Linked DNA regions of Homo sapiens: region 2 is linked to region 1. The links are chromatin contacts, found by Hi-C in ENCODE. All regions are on one chromosome and are shown on one strand. Each heading gives the region's core, a stretch centred on a gene start or an enhancer-like site at or near the end of the contact. The rest is flanking DNA. Distances are from core to core; before and after follow the strand shown. Region 1 overlaps ZCCHC7 (zinc finger CCHC-type containing 7). Region 2 holds the start of LINC01627 (long intergenic non-protein coding RNA 1627).

The links. A loop is a pair of places that touch in the nucleus more often than their neighbours do. Pooled maps may share reads with other maps.
Region 2: a loop to region 1 is called in a map with no recorded cell type, with 2.8 times the contacts of the local background. The contact joins the promoter of LINC01627 here to the enhancer-like site in region 1. A Hi-C loop is called at or near these places in 2 of 168 maps with a recorded cell type or tissue (A673 and GM12878), 20 of 37 single-sample maps with no recorded cell type and 7 of 50 pooled maps.

What each region holds. Positions count from the first base shown.
Region 1 is chr9:37,139,146-37,144,305 of GRCh38, reverse strand. All of the region lies in intron 2 of ZCCHC7 (zinc finger CCHC-type containing 7), which reads right to left. Among named protein-coding and RNA genes, the nearest start is that of ZCCHC7, 21 kb to the right of the region's middle. Within about 2 kb of position 3,150, at least 2 of the 41 ENCODE cell types and tissues checked have a DNase peak (open chromatin) inside an H3K27ac peak, as active enhancers do.
Region 2 is chr9:37,392,440-37,397,599 of GRCh38, reverse strand. LINC01627 (long intergenic non-protein coding RNA 1627) reads left to right here and starts at 2,806. Exons shown (of 3, transcript XR_002956875.2): 1 at 2,806-2,953. LOC124902153 (a long non-coding RNA gene) reads right to left here. Exons shown (of 3, transcript XR_007061478.1): 3 at 1,188-2,378. RefSeq lists an enhancer at 1,574-1,868.

The sequences.
Region 1 (5,160 bases), core at 1,901-4,400:
TCACACCTTCCTCTGTAACTAGTGATTGAAAATAATTATGGATATGGATTTACTATACTTGACCAGATTTCTCTCATTCTTGTATTAGTACTTTTAAATTAAGTATATTTTCTTAAATAAAATAAAATGCTAGGCCTTACTCTTATTTCACAAAGTCTAATCACTGAAAATGTAAGTAAGCCAATCACTAGCATATTTTATGTATTTCCCTTAAGTTCTTTCAATTTAAAGTATGGCTCCCGTTAATTTACGTCAACATTTAAAATTAAAAAGTCTAAATTTTCTGAATACTGAAAGCCAACAGATGTCCTTACAAGAAATAAAATTATTACACACCAAGGATATTTTAATTCTAAACTGTCTGCCGCAAAATATCAAAATTAATTTCACATAATTTAATTTCTGTACTCATAATCCTTTTATAATTTTTAGTTTACATATTAATAAAATCAAAATATCATAATCAAAAAATTACTTCACTGAACACATAACTTAATTGAACATTAGCAATCAGCCTCGAGGCACTCTTTTCTTAATTTGTAAGGGCTTAAATTTAGGATAAAAATAAGAGTTAAAATTTTAATATTTATCATAACAAAATTTTGTGAAATCTGTCAAATTTGAAGTAATCTCTTAGAAAAAAAGAGTTCAAGCACTCTACGTTTTGAAAATCTGTAATGGCATAGATATTTCCACCTGTTAGGTGGCGGCATTTTGGGTAGGGGGTTTTCTTTCCCAATTCTCATTCTGTTCTCACCTCCTATTTTCTTTCATACACAGAATATTATTTTTCAGGAACTACGAACTATCTACTAGAACACCGAGACATAAAGGCAATCAGCAATATGAGAATTACAAAATATTTCACAAACAAATCCCAATTTAAAACTCTAATGCAGAGCCTACTTTTCTGAACAGAAAACGCTAAAGCTAAAACAGTTTCCACGCAACACAATGTAATTTTACCATCATTGGCTTACCTTCATAGCATTTTTTGGCCTAAAAAAATCATGAATAAAAGTATTTCGATCATACTTCAATAGTTACCATACAGGTTTAGCCATTCAGTTTTAAAAGAATCTTCCACCCACTGCCAAAAGAAAAAAGGAAGAGGAAGAACAAAAAAGAAATCCTACAAAACGAGAGTTTCAAATAAAGACTGGAAAAGGCATCAAGCAATCATGACCTTTAAAAAAAAAATTGTCTGACAATTGTCTGTGAAGTTTTTTTAACAGCATAAAAGCACTTCACCAGTTTCTTCTTTCCTTAATAAATTTCAAGTTCGGCTCTACAGTGTTCTCCTAGTAAGGCCACACACAATAAAACCCAGGCACTGAGCTTTAAGAATTAATAACATTTTCCACGAACATTTGCTAGTAAAACATGCTAACAGAATTAATTCCTTGTTATTTTTAAAGCTGTATACTTCTGTTGGACCACTTTTATATCACAGGTTATACCTTGATTTGATGTGCTGAATACTAGAAATATATTTTAGGTTATTCAAGTTTCTCAATAATTACATATGAATATCAATTATAAAATTACAATACACCTTTTAAAATACTTTAAAAGGAGGAATAGTTTTACAAACTCATGAAGCCTATATAACTATAATCAAAGACTAGAAATTCAAAAGATTATTTTAATTGGCATGGACAAACAACAGCTAATTAGACTATCAGGATACATTTTCTTCTTAGTTTGAAACTCACTGATTTAAAAGAAATTGCTTTTTGAGAAGTCATTTGATAGAAATCAAAATGTGAAGCACAGTAACTAGAAAATAATAGCAAAAATAAAGAAAACAAAATTCAATGATGCTATTTATTTCTTGGTAATTACAAATTCTATAAATCAGTTTCATATTCTAAGAGCACTACATCCACAAGAAAAAACCTGTAATTAACAGACACAGAAAGAAGGCTTGCCCTTACCCCAATTCCCAAAGTCCTTAACAGATATGCAGAAAGAGCATTTTAGACACCTCACAACCATGAGGTACAATCAAAGGAAAAAAATCTAAAATTATTAATTATCAAAATTACTCTTTTCCCTATGTATCAACATTACAAGGTTTTTTTTAGCCTATTTACAGTATATCATAACATCATTTTTCCTGATTAGGAAATTATTAGAATTTTTTAAATGGTAAAAAGGATCTCTTTATTATTTTATGTTAATTTAGCAAATACAAAATTCAGTTAAATGTTACTGTATGACACCAGCCTCACAAAACAACTGTAAAACAGAAGTAGCTTTGATCACAATAATTTGATATTTTAAAGCCTGTGAATATTAATGAAAAAATATTTTGGGGAGATGTTGGGAACAGAGACCTCTACTTTTGACTTCTAACAATAACTAAATTGCCATAGCACTTCAAGGACTTAAATTCAGCAGTACAAAGTTATGTTATAAAACAAAATTCCTCACATTTGAAAGTATGCAAGTTTTGCCAAGAAAAAGCAAACTCTTAAGATCTGGTCAAAGTAAAAATGTGTCCACCGTCAAAGGCATGTTCATATGCTTATTTGAATATATACACACTGTGGACCACAAAATTGAATGTAAGAGAAATCACATTATCAGATTACAACAGATTTCTTGTAAACAACTACTTAATATACAATAATATTTAAATTAAAGATTTATAACAGTACCACTTACTGTTAATTAGTATTTCTAGTATTAACTTGGTTACACTATAAAATAACATTTTTATTCCAACAGTAAAGTGACCATGAATACAAATTTTCAGGATTAATAATTTCCCATCAATTTCATGCATAACACTAACATATCTTTTCAGCTTCTCAATGGCTCAAAAATTAAATTGCTTCTGTTATTAAGAAAACAAAACCAAGAACAAAATTAGTTTTCCCCTGCTAGTCCCCATGGATCTAAGTACCACACAATAATTCTTTCCAATCTGCAAAACAAAGAACACACAAATAGATGGGCTAAGGAAGAAAGATCAAAACAAAGAAACAAATTTAAAAAAAAAAATTCCCCTTTTTCTTTAGCAATCAACAAAATAACAAAAAAGAAAAAGTGGAAAAGTCACCAAGAATATATGACCATGTAAGCATGGGCACTCTTGCAGAAAACCAAGTCTGCAACCGAAAGCCATGGGAAATTTAAATTAGAGCAAACGGCCACAATAGGCAGAGAATCTGTATGGATAAAAAGGGACTGCTGAGGTTGCAGGTATACTACTAAAGATCTTTTGAGATTTCCAAACAAATTTTATTAGTTTTAATAAATTCTAAAAATAAGAAATAAGTATGCGCATTATACTATAAGCATTAAATTTTTTTCCTTTTAATCAAAATACACATGTATGTGATATATCTAAAAGAAGAGGAAGAAAAGATTCTCTTTGCTTAATACTGCTTTAGAAATTTGCTTCACAAACCTATCTCCTTCTATGTTTAAATAATCTTAACGGAATTTAAAAATTTAACACAATGAAGGCCCTTCACTGCTGATGTTAACCTAACTGGTGGCACAATCACAGAGTTGAATTGCAATCGACTTGAACTCCTCTGACTACCGGGTACATAATTATACACCAAAGTCAGTTTAACTAACCAACATGGTTTGAAAATTAGATGACCTGTGGTACAACACTTACGTTTCTTCTGTTAGATCTGATAATAAAACCTCCCAAACTGAATCATCTCAAACAGAAAAATAAAGGGATTAATACAACTTTAAAATGTCATGGCATCAAGAACACAAATATTCCACAACCAAGTAAGTACCTGATGGATCTCTACCACTCACCTATCCAGAAACTTTTAAATTGAATATTTTGAATGTTTAAAAGTATTTCATACACAGAAGAACCAATAATACCAGGCTAAAATATGATTATACAACACATTTACAGCAATATTTAAGTTATATTTATTCTCCCACAAAATTTGTATCATTTTTTAAGCAAACCAAAAGGGCTGAGGTGTTGAATGAAGAGCAAAATACTCAATTATATGGGAGTAAGGATGTCTTTCAAGTTCTTATCAGAACAACGAATTTTTATTAGCTATTAAAATCCTCCTTAAAAGTAGGAAGTAATGCTATTTCTAAATAAAACCATTGACAAAAGTTCATTTGTGTTAAATCAGACCATTTAATACTAAAAACTGGCTAGTACAGGATTAAGGACTAACTTACAGGATTGATTGTGGTTGCACATCTTCTCTTTAAAGAAAATCTCCTTTCTTTAGTTAAATGTATATGTATGTCATATTCTTCCAAATCCTGAATTCCTCACCTGGCTTTTTTAAAGCATAATTTGTATTACATTAGCAATATCATATTACCAGTCATAACCAGTCTATTTCCTATCTTAAGAATTCTCATTAACTACCAATATAGAAAAAGTATTGAAAAGTTTTCAAGAGTTGGAGCTTTCCCTCCCTATGATAGATAATTCTGTTGCAAGCACTATTTAGTTACAAAACAAATATGACTTAAGGGAACTGCCAATAAAAATATTTTCCCTTAATAAATACCTCTTAAGCTACTTAACATCCATTCTTTCACACTGAGGTGGTTATAAGTTAATTGTATATTTAAGCAAAAGCGAGGGAGGGGAAGTACAAATGATTTTCACTATCACAGATTTATGCTGTCTTCCCTTAAAACGTGTTTGCAAAACACGAGATTAAGAACAGATGCTCTCAAGTCCACAATAAACTAATTTTCAAAACTGACAAAAGTTGGAATTCTAAGGTAAGAATTTGTTATAGAAATAAAAGCTATACATTTAGCAGACAAGATCCACTTTAAAATAATTATTACATTTAGAATCCAAATCTACACAACAGAAATAATTTTTATCTCTAGAATTACATCTCCATCCAGAACCAATGCTGTTAGATCAAGATTCAAACTAAAAAGCAAGTCATACTCCTTTAAGTATTCTTAAGCATATGATTTAAAAAGAAAATGTGACATAATACATGGTGGATGCCCAATTAAAATATTTATTTCTTAACTATTTGCACAATCAACAAATATCTGGCAAGTAACTCAAAATGCCAAAAGTTAACCATGCCAGTATCTTTAATTTATAACAAAACAAAGATAAATAATAATGAAGAGATTTAAAACGTTAGGCTGAAAACTTCCATGAAGTCCATACTTTTGCTT
Region 2 (5,160 bases), core at 1,557-4,056, 250 kb before region 1:
AGCCCTAGCAGGACAACTTTTATTTTATTCATTTTTCATTAAAAAAAGAAAATAGAAAAAGCCATCCATAATTCTACTACTCAGGAATAACCATTGGTCAAATTGTGGTAAATATCCTTGCAAATACCCACTGACATTTACATATTTACTCATGTAAGTGGGAGCCATTCTCTATATATACCAACTTGCAACCTGCTTTTTACAAAATTTAATTAATTATTATTATTATTTTTTAGAGACAAGGTCTTATTCTGTCACCCAGGCTGGAGTGCAGTAGTGCGATCACGGCTCACTGCAGCATAAGACTTCTGGGCTAAGTGATCCTCCTGCCTCAGTCTCCAGAGTAGCTGGGACTATAGACATGTGCCATTATACCTGGCTAATTTTTAAATATTTTGTAGATATCAAGTCTTGCTATGTTGCCCAGGCTGGTCTTGAACTCCTGGCCTCAAGTGATCCTCCCACCTTGGCCTCTCAAAGTGCTGGGATTACAGGTGTGTGCTACCACACCTGGCTACGCAATCTGCTTTTTTTTTTTTTGGAGACAGTCTAGCTCTGTCACCTAGGCTGGAGTGCGGTGGCACGATTTTGGCTCACTGCAACTTCCACCTCCCGGAATCAAGCGATTCTCCTGCCTCAGCCTCCCAAGTAGCTGGGATTACAGGCATGCACCCCGATGCCCAGCTAATTTTTTTGTATCTTTAGTAGAGACAGGGTTTCACCATGTTGGCCAGGCTGGTCTTGAACTCCTGACCTCGTGATCCACCTGCCTTGGCCTCCCAAAGTGCCGGGATTACAGGCGTGAGCCACCGTGCCCAGCCACAATCGGCTTTTTATACTTAATATCATAAATATTTCCCATGTGGCCAGGTGCAGTGGCTCACGCCTGTAATCCCAGCACTTTGGGAGACCAAGGCAGGTGGATTACCTGAGGTCGGGAATTTGCGACCAGCCTGGCCAACATGGTGAAATCCCGTCTCTACTAAAAATACAAAAAATTAGCAGTGAGCGGTGGCGAGTGCCTGTAATCCCAGCTATTTGGGAGGCTGAGGCAGGAGAATCTCTTGAACCCAGGAGGCAGAGGTTGCAGTGAACCGAGATCGTGTCATTGCACTCCAGCCTGGGCAACAAGAGCAAAATTTCATCTCAAAAAAAAAAAAAAAAAAATGAAGGTTAAGATGTAGATTTTTTGTTATGTGTATTTTACCACAATTAGAAAAAAATGCTCTGAGGTTTTGTAGTTACCGGGCTGGGGCACCACCTAGAGAACGGTGCCCACTGGGCATGGAGGGCATAGAGCCCTGACTCCAGAATTCCTGGTGTGCCCCCAGCTGCCCTAAGGGGTCCTGGCCCATGCCTTCTCTTTGGGCCTCACCTGTCAAATGCTAAGCAGATCCATGGAATGGAAGATGTCCACGCTTCCTCCTGGCCCTGATGAGCTAAGATGAGAATTAGAACAAAAGCGTGTGCTTTTAAAAAAGTAGATAGAGAATTAAAAATACAATCAAAAATCACACTCACTATTCCAAGATTAAAAACATTCTTTAGAAACTGGGCTTATTAGATGACATACTTCCTGCATTGTGTGGGAGGGGAGGGGGCCGGGTCACCGGCGCTCTCCATAGGGGGCAAGCAGGTGAAATGATTATGAAATATGTCAAGAAAATGGTCCTTTTTTCTCGCCAGGAGATAAGGAAAGGTAATTTGGTCTGTCAGTCGCGCACACAGAAGACGTCATGGTCAACTGCATTAATACTGAATACTTTGTCCAGAGTCACAGAGCTCAAAGAAATTACAGAATCTTTCTCCTGTGAATTCTGGCACTACTCTCAGCAGGCCTTTTCCCACCTGAATTCACAAGAGAGATTAATAATAAAAGGCAGGGCTGACGGTGGGACCAGAGCTGCTTTTCCTGGGACCCCCTCCTCCAGCCCACCGGTTCAGCCTCATCTCTTGCCACACCCTCCCCGGTCCGGCTTCAGCCCAACTCAATCCCAGCTGTCCTGCTCTCTCTTCTTCCTACGGGCTCCTCTCCCATAGACGCCAGTCAAAGCCCACCTGCCCAAGCCACCTCCTCTGGGACATCTCTCTCCAGTCCCGATCACCTCCCGTCTGACTGACGCTCCCTCTGCCCCCACGTGCTCACACTTCTTTTTGCAGTTGTTGTGAGGATTGTGTGTCCCTATCTCCCTTCCCCAAACACCCCAGACCTCCCCGAAGGACAGACTTGCCCAGCTGGCCTCTCCCACGGTGTCCAGCCCAGGGTCTGGCACTTCGCAGTGGAAGGGGTGAGTTCACGAGGCGTCTACAAGCTTTCTCTCTTCTGATCTAATAAAAGGGTATCTGTGGTAGATTCTTTCTTTTCTGTATTTTTTGACCTGGCAGGGGTGAAGATGTGTGGTTAGGGTTGGGAGTAGACATTGGGATGCTCTCTAAACCCGTTGTGAAGCTGTTAAATTGCAAGAAACCATCTTCCTCTCCACCCTCCATTCCCACCCTATTCCCACAGGGTGAACAGGAAGCGCCCACTCAGAGCCCTTATTCCAAAGGTGGAAAAACCTCTTCCCTTTGCTGCTTTTGGGGACTCATCAGTCTCTGGAACAATTAAACCTCTTTCAATGCAGTTATATTCCCTCATGTAATAAGTACTGCATTATTTTTAGACTGTTTTACCCAATTAATTTTATTATCAGTTAATTATGTATTACCACCTTAAGAAAATGAATATTTGCCCAGTTGCTTAAGCTAAATCATTAAATATGTATGAATTCCTTTCTTTAAATGTACACCTGTTATCTTTTACAGATGCAGAAGACGTGTTTGGAGCCATCTGTGCCTCTGAAACAGACCCCCATACAAAAGTGCTGTCTTGGCCCTACGAGACAGCTCATGTGGGGCTGGGAGGCACCTGGGAAGTGAGGCCCACAAACATGTCAGAGATCTCGGCCTCAGCGTAAGTGGGAGGGCCACTGTCCTAAGCACCAGCTTGGCAGAATCTGGGGTGAGGGGAGGTGGGTAGAGCCCAGAGCCAAATGCATGAAGGTGCATGAATACAGAGCAGCCCCTGGAGGGTGATAGTTTAAGAAACAAACCTCGAGGCTGGGTGCAGTGGCTCACATCTGTAGCCCACAGATTTGGGGGCCAAGGTGGGAGGATCATTTGAGGCCAGAAGTTTGAGACCAAGCTGGGCAACATAGTGAGACCCTGTCTCTGCAAAACAAAACAAAAGAAACAAAATTTAGCGAGGCCTGATGGTGCACACCTGTAGTCCAAATTACTCAGGAGGCTGAGGTAGGAGGATCCCTTGAGCCCAGGAGGTAGAGCCTGCAGTGAGCCAAGATCATGCCACTGTACACTGCACTCCAGCTTGGGCAACAGAGTGAGATCCTATCTCAATAAAAAAAGAAAAGAAACAAATCTTGATTGAGGTGGGCATGGTGGCTAACATGTGTAACCCCAGCACTTTGGGAGGCCAAAGTGGGAGGATCTCTTGAGCCCAGGAGTTCAAGACCAGCCTGGGCAATAATGTAGTGAGACCCCCATCTCTAATTAAAAAAAATTAGTCAGGCATAGTGGCACACAACTGTAGTGCCAGCCACTTGGAAGGCTGAGGTGGGAGGATCTCCTGAGCTCAGGAGATTGAGGCTGCAGTGACCTATGATTGTGCCACTGCACTCTGAACTCAGCAACAGAGCAAGACCCTGTCTCAAACAAAATAAAACAAAAAAGAAACTCCTCCTGCTGCCTCTGGGTGATTGGGCGCAAAGCTCCACAGAGGTCAGCACGTCCGGTCCCTATGGGACCCAGACTCACTGTGTGTGACCTGGGGCCAGTCAGCAGACTTAAGCAGCCTCAGGCCCCTGGCCTGCCAAAATATTGAGATTACAGGCATAAGCCACAGTGCTCAGCTGAGAATTTTCTTTTCTTTTCTTTCTTTTTATTTTTGAGACAGGGTCTCTGTCTGTTGCCCAGGCTGGAGTGCAGTGGTGTGATCACGGCTCACTGCAACTTCCACCTCCTGGGCTCAAGGCGTCTTCTCACCTCAGCCTCTCGAGTAGCTGGGGCCGCAGGTGTGTGCCACTATGACCAACTAATTTTTTAATTTTTATTTTATTTTTAGTAGAGACAGGGTCTCCCTATGTTGCCAGTATGGTCTCAAATTCCTGAGCTCAGGTGATCCTCCCACACTGGCCTCCCAAAGTGTTGGGATTACAGGTGTGAGCCACCCACTCAGGTGAGAATTTTCTTAATAACAAATTAGATGAGACATCCCAATTGTTTGTTGTAGTGAGATTTGATTATAATTCACTCAATAAACACCTAAGCACTTTCTTGGTTGGGTACGGGGGAAACAGTGATAAATCAGATTTAGTCTCTACCCCAAGGATCTCCCACTCTGATGGGGAGACAAGCATGTGTGTAAGAATATAAATTGAATATTCAATTTATATTCTTATATTCAATTTATATTATCATAAATACACAGAGGGACTTGGGCCACAGTGTATATTTTTACAAGATTCCTGGAAGCATAGATTAGGGAGTGACTGGTTCTGTATAGGGAAATCAAGGAAGGCTTCTGAGAGGAGATGATGACTGAACAATTTACTTCATTCATCTGAAAAGACTGAGTACTGTGTAAGCGAAGGGGTGTCACTGTATATGGCAGCCCTGTTGAGTGGGCCTTAAAGGACTCTTGGTTGCAAGTGAGAGATACCTAACTCATTGTAGCTTAGGCAACCAAGGAATTCATTGGCTCCTGAAGTGTGGAAGTCTGAGGGGAAGCAGGCATAGCTGGATGCAGGGGCTCAAGCAGCCTTGTCAGTTCTCTCTCTCTCTCTCTCCCCCCGCCTCTCCCCACCCCCCCCATCTCTTGCCTCTCTGCTTCGCTTTCTTCTATGAGTTAGGAAAGATGGTGGTGGGCAGACAGATAGAGAACGTCCCAGCAAGACAGCTCTATCCAGGGGAGTCCTCCTTTCACCCAGGGACTAAAGTAACAATCCCAGAAAAGAATTCTTATTGGCTTCTTGAGTCACATGCCTGCCTCTGAACCAATCACGTGCCGAGGGGTGGGGCAGAGTGCTCCTCAGAGGGCCTGGGTTGGAGGAAGAAGCCACCAGGATTAACAGCCTCATGCTGTGGGAGGAGTGGTTCTCCCAA